Linked DNA regions of Mus musculus: all the other regions are linked to region 1. A link is a loop called in an ENCODE intact Hi-C map of the cell type or tissue named here. Cell type or tissue: heart. All regions are shown on one strand.

The links. Peaks named below come from ENCODE experiments on the same cell type or tissue, not always from the same donor. Only the 100,000 strongest peaks of a DNase experiment are listed, where the experiment ranks them.
Region 2: it touches region 1 in a loop (9-fold over the local background); 7 of 42 quality-filtered maps call a loop at or near these places.
Region 3: it touches region 1 in a loop (3-fold over the local background); 13 of 42 quality-filtered maps call a loop at or near these places.

Annotation. Positions count from the first base shown.
Region 1 is chr6:90,733,635-90,741,634 of GRCm38, reverse strand. All of the region lies in intron 1 of Iqsec1 (IQ motif and Sec7 domain 1), which reads left to right. Among named protein-coding and RNA genes, the nearest start is that of Iqsec1, 72 kb to the left of the region's middle. In heart, no CTCF peak of the experiment used is centred here; DNase peaks (open chromatin) are centred at 940, 4,014, 4,784 and 5,290; H3K4me3 peaks cover 2,363 bases; H3K27ac peaks cover 3,221 bases.
Region 2 is chr6:91,277,748-91,285,747 of GRCm38, reverse strand. No RefSeq gene overlaps it. Among named protein-coding and RNA genes, the nearest start is that of Fbln2, 69 kb to the right of the region's middle. In heart, CTCF peaks have their summits at 145 (motif pointing left) and 7,968 (motif pointing right); DNase peaks (open chromatin) are centred at 437, 597 and 4,337; H3K4me3 peaks cover 715 bases; H3K27me3 peaks cover 6,228 bases.
Region 3 is chr6:91,135,329-91,143,328 of GRCm38, reverse strand. No RefSeq gene overlaps it. Among named protein-coding and RNA genes, the nearest start is that of Hdac11, 17 kb to the left of the region's middle. In heart, a CTCF peak has its summit at 3,217 (motif pointing right); a DNase peak (open chromatin) is centred at 3,244; H3K27me3 peaks cover 2,801 bases.

The DNA of each region.
Region 1 (8,000 bases):
AGGAGATGATACCTTTGGAAATGGATCTAATGGGTTTGGACACAGCTAACAAACATTTAGGAAGTTGTGTGCATGTTCCAGAAGCTAACAGTATGTCACCATTGTGCAGTCTCTGCCTTTATTGGTGAAGTTGTATGTGTGGTTGTATGTTTATAGGTTATTTGCATTTTTGTTCTCTGAGCTACTTATGTGAACTGGACTTGAAAACTTTTTGAATCGTAGTTTCTATTGTTGATCTGAAGACTTCTTTGCATATGGAATAAAGCAGAAGACTACAAAGGTCAAACACATGGTGGCATGGCATAGCAGTGTGTGCTCAAAGCCATTAAGTTTAGCCTGACTGTCGAAAAGCTGCTGGAGATGGGGCTGGGTGAGGAACCTCTTTATCTCAAGAGCACAGGGAGCTATAGAGGAGTTCTGAGCAGGAGTGGGATAGGATAGAGTCGATTTTTGAAAATTGCTCTACATACGGGACAATACTGGCTAGAAGAAGGAGCTAAAAGGGTAGACTGGGGCTGGAAAGTACAGGCCATGACTGGTTGCAGAGTGCCTTGTTTTAACTACAGGAAGAAGGCACAGACATGCTTGCTGATGATGGAAAGGTGAGAGGGAGGGGGCGGGAGATGAGGGATGGGATGGCTTCTGCTACACACACTTCCTGTGCTGCTAGCATCTGCACTGTTGTGAGTTACACTATTTTGTTTCTTGCGGTTTTTCTCTCATCCGTTCCCCTACTTCCTCTGTACATAGAAGGAGCAGAGCAAGAGAGGATCCAGGCTAGGTCATTCTCTGGGTGAGTAGGTTTGATTGCCCAACATGAGGCTCTGCCCCAATCATCTCAGACCCACATGGTATCTACAGATTGGTCATCTGTCCCATGCCACAGGACTGACCTCCAACCCAGACAGATGACAGAGCTGTTGCCAGGGTAACCCCAGACAGGAAACATGAAATAAGTATTTCCAGGCAGGATATGGACATGGGAAAAACAGATAGGAGTGTCCCTGAGGGAGCTGGGGGGATCTCAAAAATCACTTGGGTCCCTTGACCCTTAGCTCTGCTGTTCTCATCTCCTCAGGGGCTCTTTCAACACCCAGTTAGCTCCTCTGCTGAGAAGGTTCTGACTGGCAATGTGAGGTGGGCATTTGTCTTATGCTTCCTGCTCACTTGGTAGAGGAAACTATAGGGTTCAGAAGGGGCACCCTCCATACTGAGGTCACAGGCAGTCATCCTAAGCCTGTGTCACAGCAGGCCTAGGCACCGTACCTCCCAACATCAGAAATTGCTATTTTCCTTGTAAATTTTTACATTGATTTTATGTGTATCAGTGTTTGCTTACATGTATATATGTGCACTGTGTGTATGCCTGGCACTCATGGATCTTCTTGGACTGGAGTTAGGACGGTTGTGAGCCCCTATGTGGGTGCTATGAATTGACCCCATATCCTCTTCAAGAGCACTGAGTTGTCTTTCCAGCCCCAGAATTTTATCATTTGCAAACAGATTAAAAACAAACAAACAAACAAACAAACAAACAGCAGGAATATATCCAAGTCAGGTGTAGTAGTGCATGCCTTTAATCCCAGTACTTGGGAGGCATAGGCAGGCAGATCTCTGAGTTTGAGAACAGCCAGGGCTACACAGAGGATAACAAGCAAAACAAAACAGTAATGCAGATATATAGTGAGATATATACTTATACATATATGTGTGTACATACATATATACATACACACACACACACAGGTGTAAGTAGAATGTTTCAGTGGAAGGCCAGTCTTCCTCTTTTCTGTTCCCAGCTCTCCTTGCCCTTTCCAGGGTGTTTCTGTGCCTTCCCTGGCTCATCCTTGTCAGAGGTAGTATATTCAGGGACCAGCAGATCTTCGGTGCCCGCCCCCCTTACCTCCAAAGGTACAAATACTTAATATTAGCACACAGGCCAGCCCTCCAGTACTGTAACCACTATCTTGTTTTGGCTTATAGTTGTAGAGATTTCAGTCCGTGGTTGCTTGGCACCATGGAAGCACAGCCCATCATGGCAAGCTCAGGAGGCAGAAGCAGTTACTAGTCAAGGCCTGAGAAAGAAGAAACAAAGAGTAGAGAGGTTCAGCCACCTTCCAATACTGCCACCCTAGAGGCCAAAGCTTTTTCACACAGACCTTGGGGGTGCAAGGGATATTTAAGATTCCAACAAACCCATCATGAACTGAAAATGTTTGGTGAAAAATTAATTCAATATATCTGCTGACTGACTCCCCAGCTGGGCAGCACCCGTTGTATAGAGCAGGCTGGTGTCCCGTCCCCAGATCCCCGTGGGACACCTGTTCACTGCCTCATCCCAACATCTTGGAAGATGGTCAGACTGCATCTCACTAGCTCAGGGAAAGATCAGAACTCAAGTCTGGAGTGTGTTCACCCACATATCACTGAGTGCATGACACCATTGTAAAGTGAGGGAAACGTAAGTGGAAACATAGCTTGGGGACTGAATGTACTTGCCTTTGTGAGACACAAAGACAAGCAAAGGATAAATGTGGGTGCTGAAAACCAAACTTGGGTCTTCTGTAAGAACAGCAAGTGTTCTTAACCACTGAGCCATTTCCACCCCCCAATTAGGAATTTTTTTTTAAAGCAAGTGAGTTGAATTGTGTTTTGATTGCATTTCTCTAATGTGCATTTAATTACAAGCAGGAGTCCTGAGCAGCTTTCATAGCCTTGGCTGTTTTCTAATGGGTTAGTCATCCTATCGATTGGAAGGAGCACTTTCTGTGTTAGGGAAATTAACTTTTTTCTCATTTTCCTCATTAACTTGTGCTATGTGCGGCAGACATTGTTTCAGGGTGCCATTTGTCTTTTTTACCTTGTTTGTGGTATTCTGATTCCATTTATATGGTCTAATTTGATATAGTTCAATACATCAACATTTGCTTTCTTGGCTTCTGGGAATGAAGCTTCTGCACGGTGCCCTTTGCACACCTTCCATACATCAGTGCAGCCGACCTGCTCAGCAGCCTTGAAGGAGGCAGGATGGGGGTTCCATCAGTTCCAGCTTATAGCTCCTATGAGGCTCGGAGAGGTGATAGGATCTGGCTGAGGTCACACAGCTGCCTCAGACCTAGTTAGCCTATCTTCTATCACCTGCCTTCCTACCAGCCCTGTAACTGATCTCCACACCAGCTATATTAGTTATAAAAACTACACAAGAATCTTCCTCCTTGAAGGGCTGCTTTTTAAAATATGTTTTAAAACTAGTACAGTAGGCTGGGAATGGGGGCACACACCTTTAATTCCAAAACTCAAGAGGCAGAGCCATGAGAATCTCTGTGAGTTTGAGGTTAGTTTGATCTTCTAAGGAAGTCCCAGTCTAGCATAGGCTCTGTTGCCTTAAACTAAAACAATAATCCATTACTCTAACAATGTGAAAAGCTATAACTAGGTTTGGGGGAGGGTAAGACTCACACCTTGGCCTGTGAGCCCATCCTACTGCCTTGCTATGGACACTAGCAAGGTGCCATGGGTTTACTTTTCAGGTGGGGAAAGGTCTCAAAAGTAATCTCCCAGGTACCAGGGTTGCAGGAGTGGGCCACGAGGGCTAGGTTTATGATTGTCAGGGGCAGGATAGACATACCAGGACCTAGACTGTCCCTTAGCTTTGTTATCAATACCCAATATTCTAAGATTCAGAAAATTCTTAAAGAGTTGGGTGTTAGCATGGGAGCTCATACCTGTAATCACAGAACTTGGAAGGCTAGGCAAGCTTGTCATGAGTTCAAGACTAGTGTGGGCTACATGCAAGCTTGGTCTAGAGTGAGACACTGTCTCAAATTTAAAAAGCAGAGTATAAAATAAAATAGCTCTGAAAGAGGAAAGCGCCTTGTTCAAGGTCAACACAGCCTAATGGCAGCCTACCCAGCCCCATCTGCTCACACATGACATCACTCCCCCAGTTTCCTCCAGGCTGGACCACGGCCGCCCAGTCCTTCTAGCTTCTTGCCTCGCCGCTTCTAGGCACCAGGGGGCGCTGCTTGGATGCAGCACTCTCTCCTGGCGCCCTTGCTCCACCTGGTGGGAGGCGTGGGGACTCTGCCTAGGAAGGACAGCTCCTTTTTCAGGGTGGTCTGCTGTGTGCTTCCCACGCCTCCGTTCTCTACTATACAGGCTAACAACGCTTTCCCATCCTCGTATTTTTCTTAGGCACAGCCCTGCACACCCACCTTCCCTGTTCCTATCCCCTCCAGGCCCAGCTCCCCTTTCCAGTCTATTTCTTTCTCAAACTTTGGGTTCCTGGTGCAGACTCCCCTACCCCATTCTCAAAGACAGTTGTCAGGCTAATTGAGGCCAGTCACAGAATTTATTTGGTGGCTAGTTCATTGCGCTATAAGGATAAGGGATATAGCCTTCAGTCCAGGATCCTTCGTCCTTCTTTCGCTCAACCGAATAGTGTGGGGTCGTAGAGATTGCGGAGGGGCGTGGTGCCCGGACAAACCTCAGCAGTCCGGACGCTGTGCGACTCGGAGCCAGTGGCTTGTCCTCCCTAGACTGTCTCAGCGAACTGCGGACAAGTGCAGGAGGAGGAACACTGGCCGCAGGGGATGCGGCTCTCCTTGGGAGGACCAGGGAGTGTGGGCCCCGGCTGCTTTTCGGCTGGGTGTTAATTTGGGGGATCTTGAGGTTCGTAAGAGAAAGGAAAGGTGCCGCCGTGCCGACGACTCCGCGCCGGTTTTCTGCGTGCCTGGCCACCTGGCCTATCCGCTGCGGCGGCCCCGAGGCCTCCAGCGCCCTCCACTCGCCCGGACTCCGGTGACGTCGTTGGTTGGGGCGGCACCCGTCCTCCCCGCCCCCCGACACACACGCGCGCGCGCGCACACACACACACCTTCGGAAGGGGGAAACTGAGGCCAGGCAGAAAGAGGACCCCCGCCAAGGTCACGTCGGGCGGGGGCGCGGGGTCAGGCTCCGGTTCTGTGCGCCCCTGGACCCCGCGCCCCGCCGGCCCGACGCGTAAGGGCCGCGCTCTCGGCGGGTCGGCGCGCACTCGGCGGCTGCGGGCACCGAGAGGTAGGAGCAGGCGGGCTGGGCTCGAACCCCCTCGCGGGGCCGGGCTATGCGGACCCCGGCGGGCTAGTGAAGCCGCGGTGATTTCGCGCGCGCGCGCGGTGCGGGCTTGCAGACTCTGGGGACCCGGCGCCACCGGCCTTGCAAGCGGGGCGGTGTGGGGCGGCCCCTGGGACGCGCGGAGGACGCGACCGAACAGCTTCTGCGCTCTGCGGACCGCGCAGCGGGGTGCCGGCGATCTAGGTGGGGGCGGGCGCCCTCCACGCCAATGCGGTGCCTCCTGCTGTGCTGGGACAGAGCCCGGGGGTCGCCCTGTGACCCTTGCCTCCTTTCCCCTCCCCCCTCCTCCACCTGGAGAAACCCCGCCAGCGCTTCCCAGTCCCGAGCCTGCGGGCGGGAGGGAGTTAGAAGCATCTCAGGAATTTGCCTCACACTGCTGGACTCGCCCGGAGTGGGTGAAAGCTTAGTTCAAGCTGAGCAGCCTGGGCTAGAGGGACCTGATCCAAAATTGGACCTGCTTGTGTGGCCTCGGGCAGCCCCTCCTGCTGGATCTCGGTCTCGGGGGTCTTCCTGGTAGGTTCCTCCCAGTGAAATCAGTTCAAGGGTCAAGGCTTAGTGGGCAGAACACAGTGAAACCTCTGGACCAGGTCCTGTATGTGACAAGAGGCAGGCTGTAGTATAGGGTTGTGAGATTTGCTGGGGGCTGGTAAAGGAAACCCCATTCTTTTCTAACAGCCTGGGCTTGGGACCTTAGGGTGAGGCTCGGTGTGAGAAATCCCACTCCCACCCTGACCACAGCAGCTGTCCTTATTCTGTGCCTTGGCAAGCTTGGTCAGCAGAGAAGGTGTACAAGGACCTCCCACACCTCCAGGAGTCCTAGGGAAAACCTACTTCCATGTTTCTACTGGGTAGTACCCACTCTAAATTGCCAAGCTGTAAACTGTCACAGCTGATCTGTCACCAGAGCAAACTGAGCAGACAGATGACAATGGGTGTCCCCTCCCCTGGCTCTGTCCACTTCATGAGCCTCCCAAGGACAGCAGTGGGCACTGCCTGGTCAGTTGTGTGTGTTGCTCTGAGCATGCTCAGTTCCTACCTGGTGGTCTGGTCAGGAGTCTGGCTAAGCCACTGTCTCATTTCATGCCAGCATCTGCCTGTGCTCATACTGTCCGGTCAGTATAGCCCTTCTCCAACTCCAGAGGAGGCACCAGCATGGCCTTCTAGTCACCCTTCCCTGCCTCCAGCATTGTGCTCTGCTCCCCATGGACTGGCAAGGTGGCCCGGCCTCTAAACTCACTTGCCCATAAAAACCCAGGAGTTGAATTTGAAAACCAGATGCATCCCCTGCCCTCTCCATCCCCAGTGCTGGAAAAGACAGGATAAGAGGTGGTTCAGTGTTCCACATTGCCCACAGCCCTGTCTCTGAGTATTGTGCTGGAAAGAGTACCCAAGATTCTGACATAGAGAGGCAGGGACATGTCCAAGGTCACACAGCACATTCAGGGTTTAGGGGCCTGCCTGCTCCTGTCTCCCAAGCACCCAGGTGTTCTTGGGTAGCTGGTGTGTGGGGAAAGTGCCATGAGACTGGAGGTCAGAGAGATCTGTGCAATGGAGGAATAAAGAAAGGACCACAGTGCTCCCCCTTTGTAAGGGACTCTGGCTCCTGCAGCTTGCAAACATTAAGTAATCTTAGGTCTTATGACTAAAGTTGCCACTAGTCTCAAGGCTGCTTAAAGGGCCCATAACACTCACTGCTATGGCTGCCCTGTCCAGCTCTGCTCTGCATGCCATCCTGTGACAGGCTACTTCCCCAGTGTCTGGAGACAAGTAAACAAGGCTGTGGCTGGAAAGTTGATCCTGCTTGTCTTCAGCTAACCTTTATGCCAGCCTTCAGACACTAGCATGTAGTATATCTAAGCCCCTAAGTGTTCCTAGACAGGAACAGTTCTTGAGGTCATCTCTCAGCACAGCACAGTATGTGATTCTGTTGGGGGCAGTGTCTTCTGATGTCCCTCTCTGCCCCCCTCACCCATCCCAGGTTTGGCTCCTGCAGGAATGAGCCCCCTATTCCTGCCATCTAGAAACTGGTTATTCCTCTGTGTTCTCTTCATTGTCACCTTTACCTCCTCTGCTGAGTCCTTTGCAGGGCACCGTCATTACTGTGACAGGATACAGTCGGTACATTGGCTCTCAGTCTTTCAGCTCCAGGCTGTCACAACAAGAGCCAGCTGGGGATGGCAGGCAGTGAGCAGGCAAGTTCTTAATGACTCTGAAGAACTGTGTGACTTCCCATCCTGCTTCACGCAGTTGAAGCCCAGCAAAGATTTCTTAGGCACCTGCTACATGACAGGCAGTTCACAGGGACCTTGGTGGTACAGCATCCATCCCAACTGCAAACCTGGAGGCCAGCCTATTAGTTTGCACAATGGTTCTGGAAGCTTCATCTTAAAACAATAATGTTAATCTTGCAGACCAACAGGAAGAATATGGAACCCACTGCCTCCAACCAACAATCCAATGGTCTGTTCAAAGTGTGTTGTTTACCACAGTGGTCTGCTAGTCTGTGGGCCAGGACTCCCTCAGGGACCCTACCTTGGGGTAGGATGGTTGTACCTATGAGGCTCAGGGTTCGTGCTGACCCATCTGGGTCTCTGTGTGCTGTGTGTGACAGTGGAGACTATGTGGAGGCTGATGAGCTCCTGCTGCCTCTGTAGAAGGGAGCCCATCTGCATGAGTTCTTCCTCCACAGGAGGTGCCTGTCCCTAATGTTTGGGGCTAATAGAAGTTTTGTCAAGAGCTGCACCCAGAAACACCCTGAGAAAGTAGTCAAGTTCCTTTTCATTAGTGGTATATAAGATAAGATGAGCTTTAATGCCCCTATCTGGGTGGGTGGGTGGGGGGCTATTTAACTTCCAGCACCAATGGTATGTTTTGTACCTTGTGTT
Region 2 (8,000 bases), 540 kb before region 1:
CTCCGGGTAGAAAGTTCTAGGACCTGCGCCTCGGCTTTCCGCGGACCAGCGCCTAGCGCCCCTGCGCCTGGATAGCTTTCTGCCAGAGCCACCGCTCGGACACACGCACTGACGATCCGCGACGCTCGCAGCGCCTCCTGGTGGCGTCCAACATCCTCAGCGGCGGTGGCTTTGGCGCACGCCCTAGCTGCACTGGCCAAAGGCGGCTGGCCACGCTAGGGACTGGCACTCAGCAGCTGAGCTTCGCCACCTGCCGCTGGAGTCCGGGCTCTTCCTGAGAGTCCCGGCATGCCTGCCCCATGGCTCCAAGCCAGGCTGAAAGTCAGAGCCCGGAGTCAACGGCCCGACTTCACCGCGGCCTCCCCGTGAGCAGCTGTCCCGCTCTGGATATGTGGGCCCTGAAGAGGGACCCGGGAGTGTCCACCTGTGGCCACGCTGACTACGCTGCGCACCCGCCAGGCCCACATCCTGCCCCGGTGGGCGCGAGCAGGCAACGGCGCCCACCCTGCTTATCACTGCAGAACGGAGAGCGGGAAATGCCAGGGCCCGGGGCACGGAAAAGGGCGGAGAGCTGGTCCCTAAAGCCACGTGGGTTGGGAATATGCCTCTGGGTCAAGTGCCCAGGGACTTGATCTTCCGGCTACACTGCCCTGTCCTCGAGAGCTTTTCAAACTGGTGACGCAAACATCAATTTGGGGAGGGAAGGGGAGGGGTGTACAGCCAAAATAATGCCCCCCTCCCTGTGCGGCCCCGCCTTAGTCACTGGTCTCTTCACAGCTAGATCTCAGGCTACGGGGGATGGGGAAGCCGGGGGAGGGGGAAGCCGAAGGCAGGCCCAAGTCTAACAAAGGACTGGATGCTCCCTAAGCCCGAGCCAAGACTGTTTCCATGGTAACCCTCTTCAAGGATAAAGGAAAGGCTTGGTTCCCCCAACACGATGCTACTAGCTGTGAGAAGGGGAGCTGAGCCTTAGAACACAGGTAGGGAGACTGAGTTTGGGGAAAGGATAGGGACATGTTGCAAGTTCCCCTACTATCCAAGACACCCAGGTTTCCCACTGAAAGTCCATCATGTTTCCTAGAGCACCTGTTTCCTGAAGCCCCCGCTATTTCACACTGAGGACAGGAACACTATCTGTAAGTGACCAAGCTCTGAGGAAGCTACACTTCTCTAGGGAGAGGAAGAGCACGGTGGTGAGGAGGGTCATCATGGAAGACCTGGTGGCCAGCAAGGGCATGCCTGAGAAAACACATGGGGTAGTGGGGCCTTCTGGAAAAGAGGAAAGGAAAGAGGCCTTCTGAACATCAGGAAGCAATGTCTGGGGCAAAGGGAGTGGTCCCAGGCCAGGCAGCAACTTTAGCCTACCGAGCATCTGGGAGATGTGGCGGCTCCAGGGAACCCTAGGTGGGCAGGGGTAGGTTAGCCCAAGCAGTCAGGCACTGCAGAAAAGGGCTGTATCCACAGAAGCAAGTCTCCTGCAGAGGCACGCTGGGGCATTGGAGGCTAGCAGCAAGAGAGACATGGGGCAGGGATCAGGCCGGAGCAGCTAGGTCTGCACACGAGGATGGTCTGAAATAGAGAAGCTTACGGAGGGATGGGGTCAAGTTCGGGAATGTCCTCAGAGTTCATTCTGCAGAACTCACCAGGGGTGTGAATGTTGGGGAACAGAGGGGGGGAGATCTAGAATGTTCTGGGGTCCAATAGATAGAATATGGGAGTGTGAAAGAGGAGTCATATTTCTAGCCCAAAGCAATGGAGTTGCCAAGGGGCTATCTCTCCTCCCTCCTGTTCCAGCTTGGACTACCCTATGCACACCTTTCTCATTCACCCCTCTCATGGTCACCCAACCCACTGCTGCATTTTTGCTCTGCCCATAGACTGAACATTTTGACAAACACAACTGTCGACTATCTGAAAAAGACCTGCCTTTCCACTGAGCTGTGTGCGCAAGGTTGTTTAAATTCTCTACAAACATTTCTTTGCTTTATGCCACACCTGGTGCCACTAACTGGGACTCAGTTTACCATCATCATAGCCCCTTCTTCCCCCTCACTCCTCCTTCTCCTCCATGCAGAACCCCGCCTTACTCCTACCTGTTTAGAAGCAGCCATGTCTGGAGCCACAAGTGGGATGTTATGCAAAGGCCATGTGGTCTGGAGGAGACTCCCCAAGAGGACAGGTTAGTCTGGGGCACAAATTTCAGTGTGCAGGCGGTGTACAGTGAGTAGGCCAGGGTATGGCTGCCAAGGCTGTGCTGTTCACAGTGAAGAAGCTGAGGCCTCCCAGCCTCAACCACAGAGAGAACAGCCCAGACTTGGGTCATGGCACACTTGGCCTTCTTGGTGCTGGAGTTCTTGTCCCCCAGCCGTGGTAAAAGGAACCTTATTCTCTTTGGGCCTGACCTTTGGAGGCAGGATAGTATTCAGAAAGCCTCAATCCCAGCTACCATCCCTCGGGCTCTGCCAACCTCCCACAGGGATGGCTCGGCTGGCCCAAGGGCGTTGGCCTGATGACTCGGCTATGGGTGGGAACTTCAGGCACAAACCCTGACCCTGATGCCGAAGCCCTGGAGCCAGCACAGCAGCACTACTGTCCCTTCCTGTTCCCACCCTTCCTGAGCTTCAAAGGGTCAAAGTCCTAGAACAGGGAGGACAGAAACCTTAGTGTCAGCCAAGCAGAACTGGCCTTGAGCTTCCGATCTGATAAAATGGACAGAAAGGAGGATGAGTCTCTGACTACCCTACCAGGGCACGGCCTCAGAGTCTGAGCCCTGTACCTGGGGCCAGAGCTGAGTTATCATCAGCCCCTGCTAAGGAGGAGCCAGGAGCAGGTGCTTCAGGGCTAAGGAGAGGATACCTGGGCAACTCCTATTCCACCAACCTGCCCCATACCCCGGTCCTGGCCCACTCTGGATCTTCCTCCCAGCTAGTTTGCATCCTGGCAAGAGCATGCCTGTGTTGTTGATTCACTCAGCATGTATCTGTGTCTGCTTTGCTCCATGCCTGGTGCTGGGTGCTGGGGACTCAGAGGGGAACTCATTTGCACATACACTGAGAAGTGAGACTAGCAAGCACCTAGAAAGCAGTTGGGGAAGCTCTAACTCTGTGGAGGGTGCTCAGAGCTGGGCATTGCAGGATGTATAGGAGTTTCCATGCTCTCCAAGCAAAAGGTCCAGAATGGGAAAGAAGAGTGGGCAAGGTGACTGGTGCACAGGGTTCGGCAGGGAGTGATGGCCACAAGACTGAAGAGGGTGGGGCCAGGATGGTGGGCTGTGAAACTCATTCGTATTGCAAGCAATGGAGAGCCATGGTGAGATGAACACAGCACATGTCAGGAGCATGCTCTGCTAGCTACTGGCAACCCCCTCCTGAGACAGCAGGCTTGGCAGATAGACTCAGTCAGAAAAACCAGCCCCACCCCAGCCTCTCATCAGCCCTAGCTGAGGACCCTGTGCAATCCTGAGAAGGATTTGCAACCTCTCTGGGCCTAGAAAGTGAAGACAGGCATAGAAGGGAGGATGATTCTGGTGAGGTGTAAGGACAAGCATGCAGCCACCTGTCCCTCTCAGAGCAGGCAAGGTAAGTGGGCCAGGCCTGGATCACTTCCCACCCCTGGGAATGGCTGGCCAAGGGCCTGGGGACCACAAAGACCAAACAGCACAGAGCTGCAGGTTGGGTGCCACCAGCCAGGCTCTCCACAATCACATGCATTTACCGAGAAACACACAGACACCAGGTCCTCCAGGCATCCAGGGTAGGACAGGCCCCATTTACAGCCACTACCCCAGCGCAGCTGTCAGAACTGCCTGCTCTCACGTGGGTGGCCAGACCAATTCAGCAAATGCTACGGTCAGCACCCCATACTGGCCACACACAGGAGTTGCCTTTCCAGAGGGCCTCTCCCGCCCAGCATGTACATGCTCATGTCTGTGCATGTGGGCTGGCAGCTAGGCACACCTAGTCTTTTTTAAATGCCAATTACACAGAAATTACAGTTATCAGAAGCCATAGTGGGGCTCCAGTGGGCCTCTTAACCCTATAGCGTTCTCCAGTAGCAGGTCTCAAACTAGTATAATTCCCATAAACAGAGAGAAAATAGGAAACAGAGGCTCTGAAAAGCCAGACAACCACAGCCAAAGCAACAGTGATCCCGTGCCTGTGGCAAGGGTGACGGGGAAGGTATCATGTTCATTAGAATTTGGAAACAGGTACAAGGTGTCATCTGAACTCCGCACACCCCCTTGCTTATGTGCTTCTAGGCGACTCCCCAGCCCTACACTGGCTAGAATGAAGTTTACCCTAGCTGCATCAACTGCTAGCAATCCCGCTCTTGGCCACCAGGTGTCACCACACACCGCCTATGGCCTGGAGAGGCCACAGCTATGGAGATAATCAGGTATCAAGCTAGGAGTGAGATTGTTGAAGCTCTGTGGCAGTCCCTAGAATTGTGCTGTTTCTGGTCAGCCAATAGGGTCCTTCTTTACCCAGATATGAGTCAGAGAAGACAAAGAGAAGCCTTCCAGTTTGAGCAGTCCCAGCCCTTGAGGGCCGAGGTGCTGGGAGCTGGACTGGCAGATGACAGAGCCAGAGGCTGCAGCCACAGCCCTGGAATCCAGGACCCTGTTGCTTCTTAGACTTAGGAGCTAGAAGCTCAGAGCTGTGGGTGTTCATGCTGGAGGTTCATCACCCTGGGCTTTAACCCCCAGTGGCCCTGGCACTGGGCTGCTATTGTAACACTAGGCAGCTACCTGGGTGTCACAGCTAACTGGGGCAGCAAGCAGCTAGCTACCTTCTAGTGGCACAGCTCCTGGGTGGGTCTGAGGTACTGGGCCGCTCAGCTCCTGTAGTGACTTATGTTACAGCTCTCAGGCACTGGGTTGCCCTGTGATATCCTGAGTAGTGACAAATGTAGGGTGTCTAAGACCGTTGGCCCTGGAGACTCAGTGGTACCCTGGGATGAAGGCCACAGGTTCTGCCTCTACCTGGGATCTCTGCCTTCTCCCTCCTTCTCTATCCCCTTTACCTCATCCCTAGTTGTCTTAACCCCAACCGTTCTTTGAACTCTTCAACAACCTGTATGGTCATACTCCTTAGGGACGTGACAGTCTCTCCTTGGTGAATTCACTTGGACCTCAATAAAGATCAAAGTGGGTGTGTCCCCCATTACCCTGGGACACACTCCAAGATCCCCACTAGGCACCTAAAATTGTGGGTGGCCCTTAGTCCTATGGATCTTGTGTTTTTGTTTTATATGCTTGCCTATCTTTTTTTTTTTTCCAAGACAGGGTTTCTCTGTATAGCCCTGGCTGTCCTGGAATTCACTCTGTAGACCAGGCTGGTCTACAAAAAAATCAAAAAATCAGAAATCTGCCTGCCTCTGCCTCCCAAGTGCTGGGATTAAAGGCGTGTGCCACTACTGCCTGGCATGATCATTCATTTTATAAATGGAGCATGGTAAGATATTGTGACAGAAATAGTACAGGGCAGTAGCAATACCATGGAGCAAATGCTCTGGGGCGCTGTAGCAAAAGTAATGTGCCTGCTCTCTCCCCTCTCCTCCCTACCCTACTCCCTGTCACTCAGAGAAAGCTCTTCGCTTCACTTCTTCCTTACATGAGGGAGCACTCACAGTTCTTCATATGACTGGAGCACTTATGGATTCTCTTTGTCTGAAGGGAGCACATTTGGCTCCTCTTCCCTTGAGGAGAGCACTCCCAGATCCCCTTCCCATGAAGAGTTCTATCAGTCACGTTTCTGTTGCTGTGATAAAATACCATGACCAAGGAAGGCATGGTCATGGAAGGAAGAAGGATTACGGTTTATGGTTTCAGAGTGATGAGAGTCCCTTAGGGTAAGTATGGCAGCACTCAACAGACTGGGCGACAGAGCAGGAAGCTGAGCGATCTTATTTTCAAGCACAAACACAAAGCAGAGAGAGTGTAGAAACAGAGAAAGGAGGAGTGCTTTCAAGCTGGGAGAGGCTGAGTGCTCTCAAGCCTCCCCCTCAGTGTAGCTCCTCCCCCCTCAGTGTAGCTCCTCCCCCCTCAGTGTAGATCCTCCCCCTCAGTGTAGCTACTCCCCCCTCCGTGTAGATCCTCCCCCCTCAGTGTAGATCCTCCCATAGTTACTCCCACTAGACCACACATAGATACCTCCGCCAAACAGAGTCACCAGCTAGGGACCAAGTGTTTAAATATTTGAGCCTATAGGTGCATTTCCCATTAAAGCACCACAGGGGAGTACTTCCAACCCCTCTTCACACTGAGGGGTGCACTCCTGGCTTCTCTTCAGCCCATCTGGGTTCCCAGCATCACTACCCTTGCCCTCTGGAGCTATCTAAGAAAAGCAAAGGCCACTTTGCTGAGTATGGTGGCCGTGCCTATAACCCTAGTGCTTCAGAAGTGGAGGCAGGAGTCTCAGCTACCCAGTGAGTTCAAGGTCAGCCTGAGCCACAGAAGACTATCTTAAAACAATTAGAGAGTGAACAACAAACACAACCATTTGAATGCCAGGACTGGAATGAGACTGTAGATTCCACAACCAAAACGTCAAATGATACCTGCTTGGCTGTCATGGCAACTGATACTCCAAACATGACTGAGTGTGGAAGAATGGCATTATGTCACTCTATTTGGAAGAGGTCAGAGCCAGAAAACTAGGAATTACCTCTTTTAAATTTTTTATTTTCTTAAATTAATTTTCATTTTATGGGTATGAGTGTTTTGCTTACACGTATGTCTGTTCACCACATGTGTGCCTGGTGCCTGTGGAAGCCAGAAAACCCCCTGGAACCAGAGTTGTGAGCTACTATGTGGGCACTGGGAACTGAACCATCTTCACTTGTAAGGGGGCACTCTAAGCTCCTCTTCAAATGATGGGAGCACCTCCAGATTCTCTCCACCTGAAAGGCCTTTTCAAGTGCAGCAAGCGCTCTTACCTACTGAGCCATCTCAACATCTTATCATTCCTGTGTGTGCATGCACGCTGTGGGTAAATGTGTGCCACCTGTGTGGGTCGGAGGTTAACCCACACAGTTCTTTCCTTCTACCTAGTACCTTTACTCACTGAGCCATTGCACCAATCCCTGGATTATTTGTTTCTGGAACTTTCTCTTTAATGTTCTTGGGTGGCTGTTGATGAAGGAGAACTGGAAGGGAAGGGGAGATCTCAGTGAGAGGACTGCAGCAGCTGGGTCTCGCTGGCAATTCCCTGATGACAGAAACAGGATATCTTTTCACATGCATATCAGCCATCTGCAGGCATGCTTGCTGAGGTGTCTGCTCAGCTTTTTGCCTGCCTTGTAATTGTGTCATTTTCTATTGTTACATTTTAAGAGTCCTTTGTATGCCTTGGACAATAGTCCTTTATCAGCTATGTCATTTGCAATTATTTTCTGCCAGTCTGTGGCCTTCCTTATTCTCCTGGCTTTGGCCACCCTCATAGAATTTTAATCTTTATATGACCCTTGGTAAGCCAGGACCCTCTCTGCCCATCTCTGGGAAATAGGTTGAGCCCCTAGCACAGAACTTGAAGCACGGGGCTGCTGGGAGGCCCTGGTGAATCTGCATCTCCTCAATTTTCTTGGTGGAGAATGTTGCTCACGGACCAGGAAACCCCTGTGCCCTCACAAGTGGTTGTATACCAGGAAGACTCTCACATGTAGATATCCGTTAGTCCTAGGCGGAGCAGAGAAGTTGGCCTTAAGGTGACTATGGGTCCAGACATATGGTTTAAGTATGGACTGTTTGTTTGCTCCAAGTCAGCACTGTGGGTTCCCTCAAGAACCATCTCATTTAACCTCCAACTGTCCCCCACAGACTTCTGTCCCCAGCTCACACTAAACCGGTTCCCAAGCCCCTCTGGGTCACAATGTGACGTTTCAAAACCTCCCACACCACTGAAAACACCTTTCCCCTAAACCTACCTGCCCAAATCCATCTTGGCTCTTAATCATTGGAGTTGGGATGCAGCCACAAGAGGGCGCCCTTGCTCGCCCGTACA
Region 3 (8,000 bases), 400 kb before region 1:
TCCTGGACTTATATGGTGGCTCACAACTATCTGGGACTCCAGTTCCAGAGGGATCTGATACCCTCTTCTAGCCTCTGCAGGCACCACACACGCATGGTGTGCATGGTGTGTGTGTGTGTGTGTGTGTGTGTGTGTGTGTGTGTGTGTGTGTGTACATGTATGCATAGCACCCATATACATAAAAAATAATTGTTGGAAGATTAGCCATATCATCCAGCCAAAGCAGCTCCACCCACTTTATACTTTGCTACCCTGGCTCATCCCTGAGCTCCCCAGGGGCCCTTCCTAGTTCTGTCTACTGTGCTGTTGGTTCTGGGATCTCAAGGGTCCACTAAGGCCCATGTGGTGCATGCAGCCTTGGCTCTAGCCTGATGACCACTGGGAGGAAGTGTAACACTCAAGACTCGGGAGCAAGTGAGAGGAAGTGAGGTTCTTGAGGGTGTGTACCCATGGAAGAAGACACAATAGACACTCACCTCTCTCTACTGTCTTGTAGTTCAGAGCTGTGAGGTAAGCAGCCATCTCCTCCATCTATTCCCCACCAGCACAGGCTGCCTCACCACAGCCCTGAAAGCAACTCAGCCATGTGCAGTGCCCATGGAACAAAACCTCTACAAGTCTGGGCCAAATGAACCCATCCTCCTTCTAAGCAGACTGGGCCAGTCTTTTGTAATGGGAAGCTGATTGGCACACAACTTTCTGCTCTCAGTGAAGATTCACAAGAACTAAGTCCCAGCTTGGCTCCCTGGGCATGTTCCTGACTCCTTGCTCCTAACAAGCCCTCAGCCTCTCTGGCAGCCTCCTGGGATGCTTGCTCCAAAGTCAAACAAAGAGTATGTTGTGATGTCCCCAGGGATCAGAGTCAAGGGGATGGGCAAATGTCACTACCTGTCATTCTCAAGACATATAGGCTTTCAGTGAGATTCACTTTCCACATCTAGAAAGGGCAGGGAGGAGATGCTGGCTAGTTTCTAATCTACTTGACACAGACATAGATCTGGGGAAGAAGAAATCTCAATTAAGAAACTGCCTCCATCAGACTGTCCAGTAGGCAAGTCTCTGGGGCATGTTCTTGGCTAATGATTGATGTGGGAAGGTTCAGCTCATCTTGGGTTGGATGGTGCCACCCCTGGGCAGGTGGGCCTGGGTCACATAAGAAAGCAGACTGAGCAAGTCAAGGGGAGCAAGCCGTACAGCAGCGTTCTTCTTTGGTCTCTACTTCAGTTCCTGCCTTGATTTTGCTCTGGTTTCCCTAAATTATAGACTATTGAAGGTCATGTAGACATATAAATCCCTCCCCAAGTTACTTTTTTATCACACCAATCAAAGCACACTCAGCTAGTGTGCCTCACCTGGCTGGCTATCTGTGAGGCTAAGTGACCTCTCCACCCGCTATAGAGCCTCACTTCTGAGTTATTGCCACTGACAAGTTACAGTTGTGTCATATGCATTCAACTGGCAAGAAATCAAAGGAGAAGAAGAGGGAGAAGGGGAGTTTCAATATATAACTTTCCCCCAGGTCCCTCCAAGCTACACCTGATTTTTACTGAGGAAAGGGGAAAGCATACCTAAACTTACAAGAGGACAAAGCTTTGTGTGTGTGTGTGTGTGTGTGTGTGTGTGTGTGTATGTATGTGTTTTCGAGACAGGCTTTCTCTGTATAGCTCTGGCTGTCCTGGAACTCACTCTGTAGACCAGGCTGGCCTCGAACTCAGAAATCCGCCTGCCTCTGCCTCCCAAGTGCTGGGATTAAAGGCATTCGCCACCACCACCCGGCAGGAAAAAGCTTAACTTTTTTTTTTTAAAGATTTATTTATTTATTATATGTAAGTACACTGTAGCTGTCTTCAGACACACCAGAAGAGGGCATCAGATCTTGTTACGGATGGTTGTGAGCCACCATGTGGTTGCTGGGATTTGAACTCCGGACCTTTGGAAGAGCAGTCGGGTGCTCTTACCCACTGAGCCATCTCACCATCCCTGTTTTTTTTTTTTAAAGGACAATGCATTTGTTAGTTTTCTATTATTATACCAAAATACCTGAGAAAAATAACTAATTTTATTTAGTTAATTATTTCGTGCTTGGCACTGGAAAGATGGCTCAGCAGTTAAGAGCAGATGCTATTTTTGTGGAGTTTGGTTTCCAGCACCTGTGCTCAGTAGCTCACACAGCCTATTACTCCATCTCCAAGGGACCTGACAGCCCTTAGGGCTCCATGGCTATCTGCACTCACTTGCACATAACCGTACACAAACGCATATTCACATAGTTTTGAGATATAATAACACATCTTTAACAGAGAAAAAAAGCTGGTTATATGTCTTAGTGATTAAGAGGCTGATCTTCCAGAAGGCCCGGGTTCAATTCCTACTACCCACAGGATGGCTCTCAATCAGGTGTAACTCCAGTCCCAGGGGATCCAACACCCTCTTCTGACCTCTGTGGGTACTGCATTCACATGGTGCATAGACATGCATGCATGCAAACCACTTGTGTATAAATAAACAAACAAACAAACAAACAAACAAATAAATAAATAAATAAATAAATAAATAAGAGAGATTTATCTTGTCCCTGGAGGCTGCAGTTCAGGGATGAGCGGTCAAGAGAACAGTAAATTATGGAGGAAAGATGTGCATCAAACAACTTATCTGTGATCTGAAGAGGGAAAGAGAGAGGAGAGAGATAGAGACAAGGCAGAGTCAGACACACACACACACACACACACACACACAGAGAGAGAGAGAGAGAGAGAGAGAGAGAGAGAGAGAGAGAGAGAGAGAGAGACCCGTGGGGGCATCTCCTAATCTCTTTCAAGGGCACACCCCACATGACGTAAGGAATTTCCATTTAAGGCCTTAATTCCCAAAGGTACATAGAATCTCCACTCTGGAAAACACATTTTATCACATCTATCTCTCAGACATACAGCATCCACATTTTTATCAGGTCCTACTTTCTGTTGAGGATAATTTAAGGATAAATTTCAAAGAAGTTAACTATGATGGAATTTGAGTTTTATGCACAAGCTTCAAACCCCAAGCTTCACATGTGCAGAATTCTTTCAATATCCTCCTAGAACCTCCTTTTCTAAACCACTAGATACTGGACCCTCTGGTGCTTCCTTTGAAACAACAGAGTCAATCCTGGGGACTCAGTGCCAACAGGGGAAGGAGCCAAGTCCACTCTGGAACGCTAATGCTTTTCTTTCTGCCACAAGGTGGCGCTGTGAAACAGCAGTCCAGAGGAGCGTGGTGAAGGATCTTGGGCCTGGTGGCTTCCTGCTGGCCTAGAGGTCCACACAATTTTATTCAGTGAGTCACCTCCAGTGGCCTCAGTAAGCTCTTGGTGGCCTAAGCCAGGAGAGAACAAACAGGTATCAGTTGCTAGTGGCAATGGGTGCCGAGACAGGTGTGGGACAGTGGGCCATGCCAGAAAACTTGGTAAGGTTGAGTTCATAAACCCTGGCACCCTTATACCTGAGGACAGTAGGTGTTTCATCTGCTCTCGACCAGATTCCTGGCCTGTAACACATGACCACAACTCCCCACTGAAAGAATGTGACCACTAGTCACAGAGCACAGAGTTCTCCATGCTAATGAGATATCTAGCTGGGACATGAGGGTTTAGCCAATAAGCTTCACTTCCTAGACATTTCTTCCTGCAAAAGATATTTTATCTCTGGCCCACCTTGAGGAAGTTTTATGCACCTATTCTCCATGATGAACAATCAATAAACAGTTTGGAACCAAGGACTGTCTCTCTCATCAAGAATAGCCGTGAGGCAAAGTCTTCATCATACAGAGCCATGCTGCCTAAGTCTCCTGTAGAAGCCCCCCTCCATGTTCCTGGACAGCAAAGTCAGAGTTCCCCCTCCCCCAGCCCTGGGCTCCCCATTCTGACTCCTCCCACTTCCCAGCAGGAGTCTGGGTATACAGGAATTATGGAACACCAGCTTTGGCCTCACCCAGGCTGGGGTCCTCATCTTAGGCTGTGTTCTCCTACCTGTAAGTGGTACGACACTTCCCACAAGCCCAACATCTGATGGTAGCCTACGATGAAATGTAGCCTAGTGTCTTTTGTCTATGGGAGCACAGTTCACGCACCCCAGTCGTGAGAGGAACTTAAAATGCAGACAGGAGCTACTAATGTCACAGCCATCAAAGTCATCCTATCTGGTAGGTATGGTCTGAATGTGAAATGTTCCGCCACAGGCTCCCACGTTTAAAATCTTGTTCTCAGCTGGCGGCACAGTTTTGGCAGGCTATAGAATTTTTCAAAGTGTGATCTGACTGGTAGAAATGGGCTCTAGGACCTTTGAAAATAATTTTAACCTGTTCCTGCTGCCATGATGGACTGAAATCTCCAAACTATGAGCCAGAATAAATCCTACCTCCCTTAAGTCACTCCTGTCCAGTGTTTTGTCATGTAGTTGACAAGAGACTCGAGGGTTTTTGCTGTTGCTGTTGTTGTTTAGATTTATTTTATAGGTGCAAGTGTTTTGTTTCCATTCATATATGTGCAGCACACATGTGCCTGGTGGCCATGGAGTTCAGAACAAGGCATCAGATTCCCTGGGACTGGAGTTTCAGAAGGTTGTAAGCCACCATGTGGTACTGGGAAGAGAAGTTGGGTCCTGTGCAAGAGCGGCGTGCCAAGGCTCTTATCAGCTGAACTATCTTTTTAGCCCCATTGTATTTGCTTTTAATTAATAGAAGTTGCTTCTTAGAAGTGATATTTTACTTTCTCATCTAGGTAGACTGAAGAGCCACTGAAGAACACTTATCATGAGAAACATTGAGTGGTTTCTGTTAGAGAAATGCAAATAGAACAAGCTCAGAAGGGTATTGCTGGGGATGGGGTGATAACAAGACTCCAACCCAGCAATGCAGCACTGTGTGGGGCGGGGTGGGGGTGGAGGATTTGATGCTAGAGCAGAAATTCTAAGTAAAATCAGTAATGGAGATTGGGAATGCTGTGGAGCAATCTCTTCCGGACTGAAACATATAATCCCGGAGGTAAATAAACTAAGTCCCAGGAAAGCTCTGGAACCTACCAGAGTCACAAGTACCCTCCTACCCCAAAGTCATTATTCTAGCTTGTTTTCTGTTGCTGTGAACTAAACACCATGACCAAAAAGCAACTGGGGAGGAAAAGGTTTATTTGGCTTACAGGTCACAGCCCATCACCAGGAGAAGCCAAGGCAGGAATTCAAAGGAGAAACTAAAGCAAATCCCATGGAGGAACTCTGCATGTTGGGCTTGTTCCTCCTGGCTCTCCTGGCCAACTTTCTTACACAGCATAAGTCCACCGCCTAACATGGTACTGTCTACAATGGGTTGAACCCTTCAATACCCCCACAGACATGCTGATCAGATGGAGGCGATTCCTCAACTGAAGTTCCTCCTACCCAGGTGTGTCAACCACAGTCAGCCATCATAGTTACATAAGCAGAGTATAGTGAGGGGAGGGACTATTTCTGTCCTAGTCCACTGCCTGCCAGTCCTGAGGACAGCCCCAGGGTTCCAGCTTTTGTGAGCTATGCCACCCACTGTCATTCAGGCACCTGTAAGTCACCCCTCACCCACACTCCTATAACTAGCCTAATACACTCATTGATCCACCAGGTTGGAATTTGGGTGGTATTAACGGAGGATGGAAAAGACCCTCTCCCATAATACAGAGCTGACAGCCCAGAGTACACGGAGCTAGTGGTGGAGGCCATCTGATAGCCTACGACCATGAGTGACTGGATGGGTCCCAGCTGTCATCCTCTGACAATCAAGTGTCTACTTCTCCTCAGCTGCTGTGGCAGCAAAGGAATGAAGCACATGCGAGCGGCCCTGGACGTAACAGTCTGCGTTTGACAGCCCAGACAAGAGAAGCTGCAGCCCTCCCTTCCCCGGCAACGTGGAGGGAGAGGGATAGAGCTGTGGACCTTAGTGGCACCACCCTCAAGTTTTGGCAGGCTTTCTCTTTCCACTCCCAGGATTGACACTTCTTTCTCAAGTGGTCCAGTTTTGCACAGTATTTGCATGCACACACATTCAGTAGCCAGGCTCTCTGTGTTAGACAAGTGAGGCAGAGACGCAGACAGACTTGGTCTCAAGAAGCTGAAACCGCTTTATTGGAACAGCAGAGGGCCCCAACCTTTGATGGGATGAAGACTGAGCTCGTCTAGAGGGGCCGGGGACACCTATATACATATAGGTAGTTGCTTTTGCTACCTAGGCATGTTGTTTCTGCAGGCAGGGCTGAGATGTCAGGTTGTGGCTAAGTAGTTCTTTAGGGTGGGCTATCACCCAGTATAGCCTGATACAGTTCCTCATGACCCGAGGCTGGTATCCAAGATCCTCAGAGGAGGAAAGAAAAGGAAGATGTCAGAGCCAGTATCCCACTGGACTCCAAGTGGCTCTAGGGAAGAAGATATTACCTTGAACACCAGAGTCAGAACTGTGGGCAGAGCATGGACCTCTCTAAGGCTCCCACTGCCTCATCCTCTGAGGTGCCATGCCGTGCTTCACGTCTGCTGTAGATTTGAATCATTCCTGCAGCTGTCTGTAGCCTGTGAGACCTGCTGCTCCAGAGACCAGCAACTCCAGCCTCCAGGACCTGCTCATGGGGTGGGGGTGGGGTGGAGACTTGCTCGGTTTGCTACCAGTGTCTCAGCAGCTGCTTTTCTAGTCTCAAAATACACTCATGTTCCTGCTAAACCACCTCTGCCTCCAAATTCAGTTCCTCTGACTGCCCCTTTGCACTCCACTCTTGCAGGGGAGGTGGGCCAGAACCTGAGAGTGACCATCTCAGTACTGTGGCTTTGGCTTCTCATCAGTTCCCTGTCTGTGGTGAATAGATATTTGTTCAACTCTCCCCAGGACATTAACATATGACTCTTCAACTGGGAGTGTAGCTCAGTGGTTCAGCATGACTTAACATAGTCAAGGAATGAGGCTCAATGGGTCAGAAGGACTGTGATACAAATCTGGAATGGAATGCAAAGCTGACTAGCTGAGGACTTGTCTAGCACATGAAAGATCCTACCTTCTATCCCAGCACCAAAACCCTCTTAAAAGCTGCTAAGGAATAGATTTTTACTTCTGGTTTTGCTTCTGTCAACAAGCTTGTTTTGCCAGAGAACAAACTGTAACCTTGTATCTTTTATAAACCCCTGATTGAGGTGGTTGGCGTTGTATTCAGGAATCCAGAGTTCTGAGCATAGAGTGGCAAGGAAATCTAAATAAAAGCTTCTTGCCTATAAAAATTATTAATGGGCAGAGTAGGGACTCCCAGACCTATAACAATTTGGGGGCTCTTCTGGGATTCTTCATTCAACCTTCTTTTTCTGGCCTGGATGCTAGGAACTAGAAATTTGGATATACCCAGTGTCTAGAGGGAGTCATGGGCAGGTTCTCAATGCTTAGATTATGAAAAATGAGGCATCAGAAAACCTCCAGAGGTGTATATATGTCAGGATCCTGTCTGTACCGCGCATTTGTGAGACTTGTGGAAGAGCTGGAAGCAGCAACCTTCATGCTATATATGAGTTTAAAGTTAACGTTTTGTTACAGATTTTACAGATCTTTAAGCATACCCAATACATTTACAAATCTTGAGGTACAGGTACATAATAGTCTTATTTAATAAAGTTTATATAACAGTCTTACAGATCTTGAGATAAGATTCATACTTTAGCAAAAGTTTTAGAGCATTGAACCAAAACCAAAGAGTTTGAGAGGAGTATTGATAATCTCCACTGGGAGTACTCTGTCCTTTTGTCTCCTTTTGCTCTCCTTTCTCTGTCACATAGTCAGGTGGTCCTCCTGACCTGGGACGGAGATTTTGGAGGAACCTTTAAACAAGTATGCCTGGATCTAGAGGCAGGGGAGCCATAACCCAACTCCAGAGCCAACTTTTCACTGAAGTAGAAGATCATAAAACAACATTTTAATATTACCTGTAGTGGGCTGGCCTGATGCTGCTTATATTTTAATGCTAATTT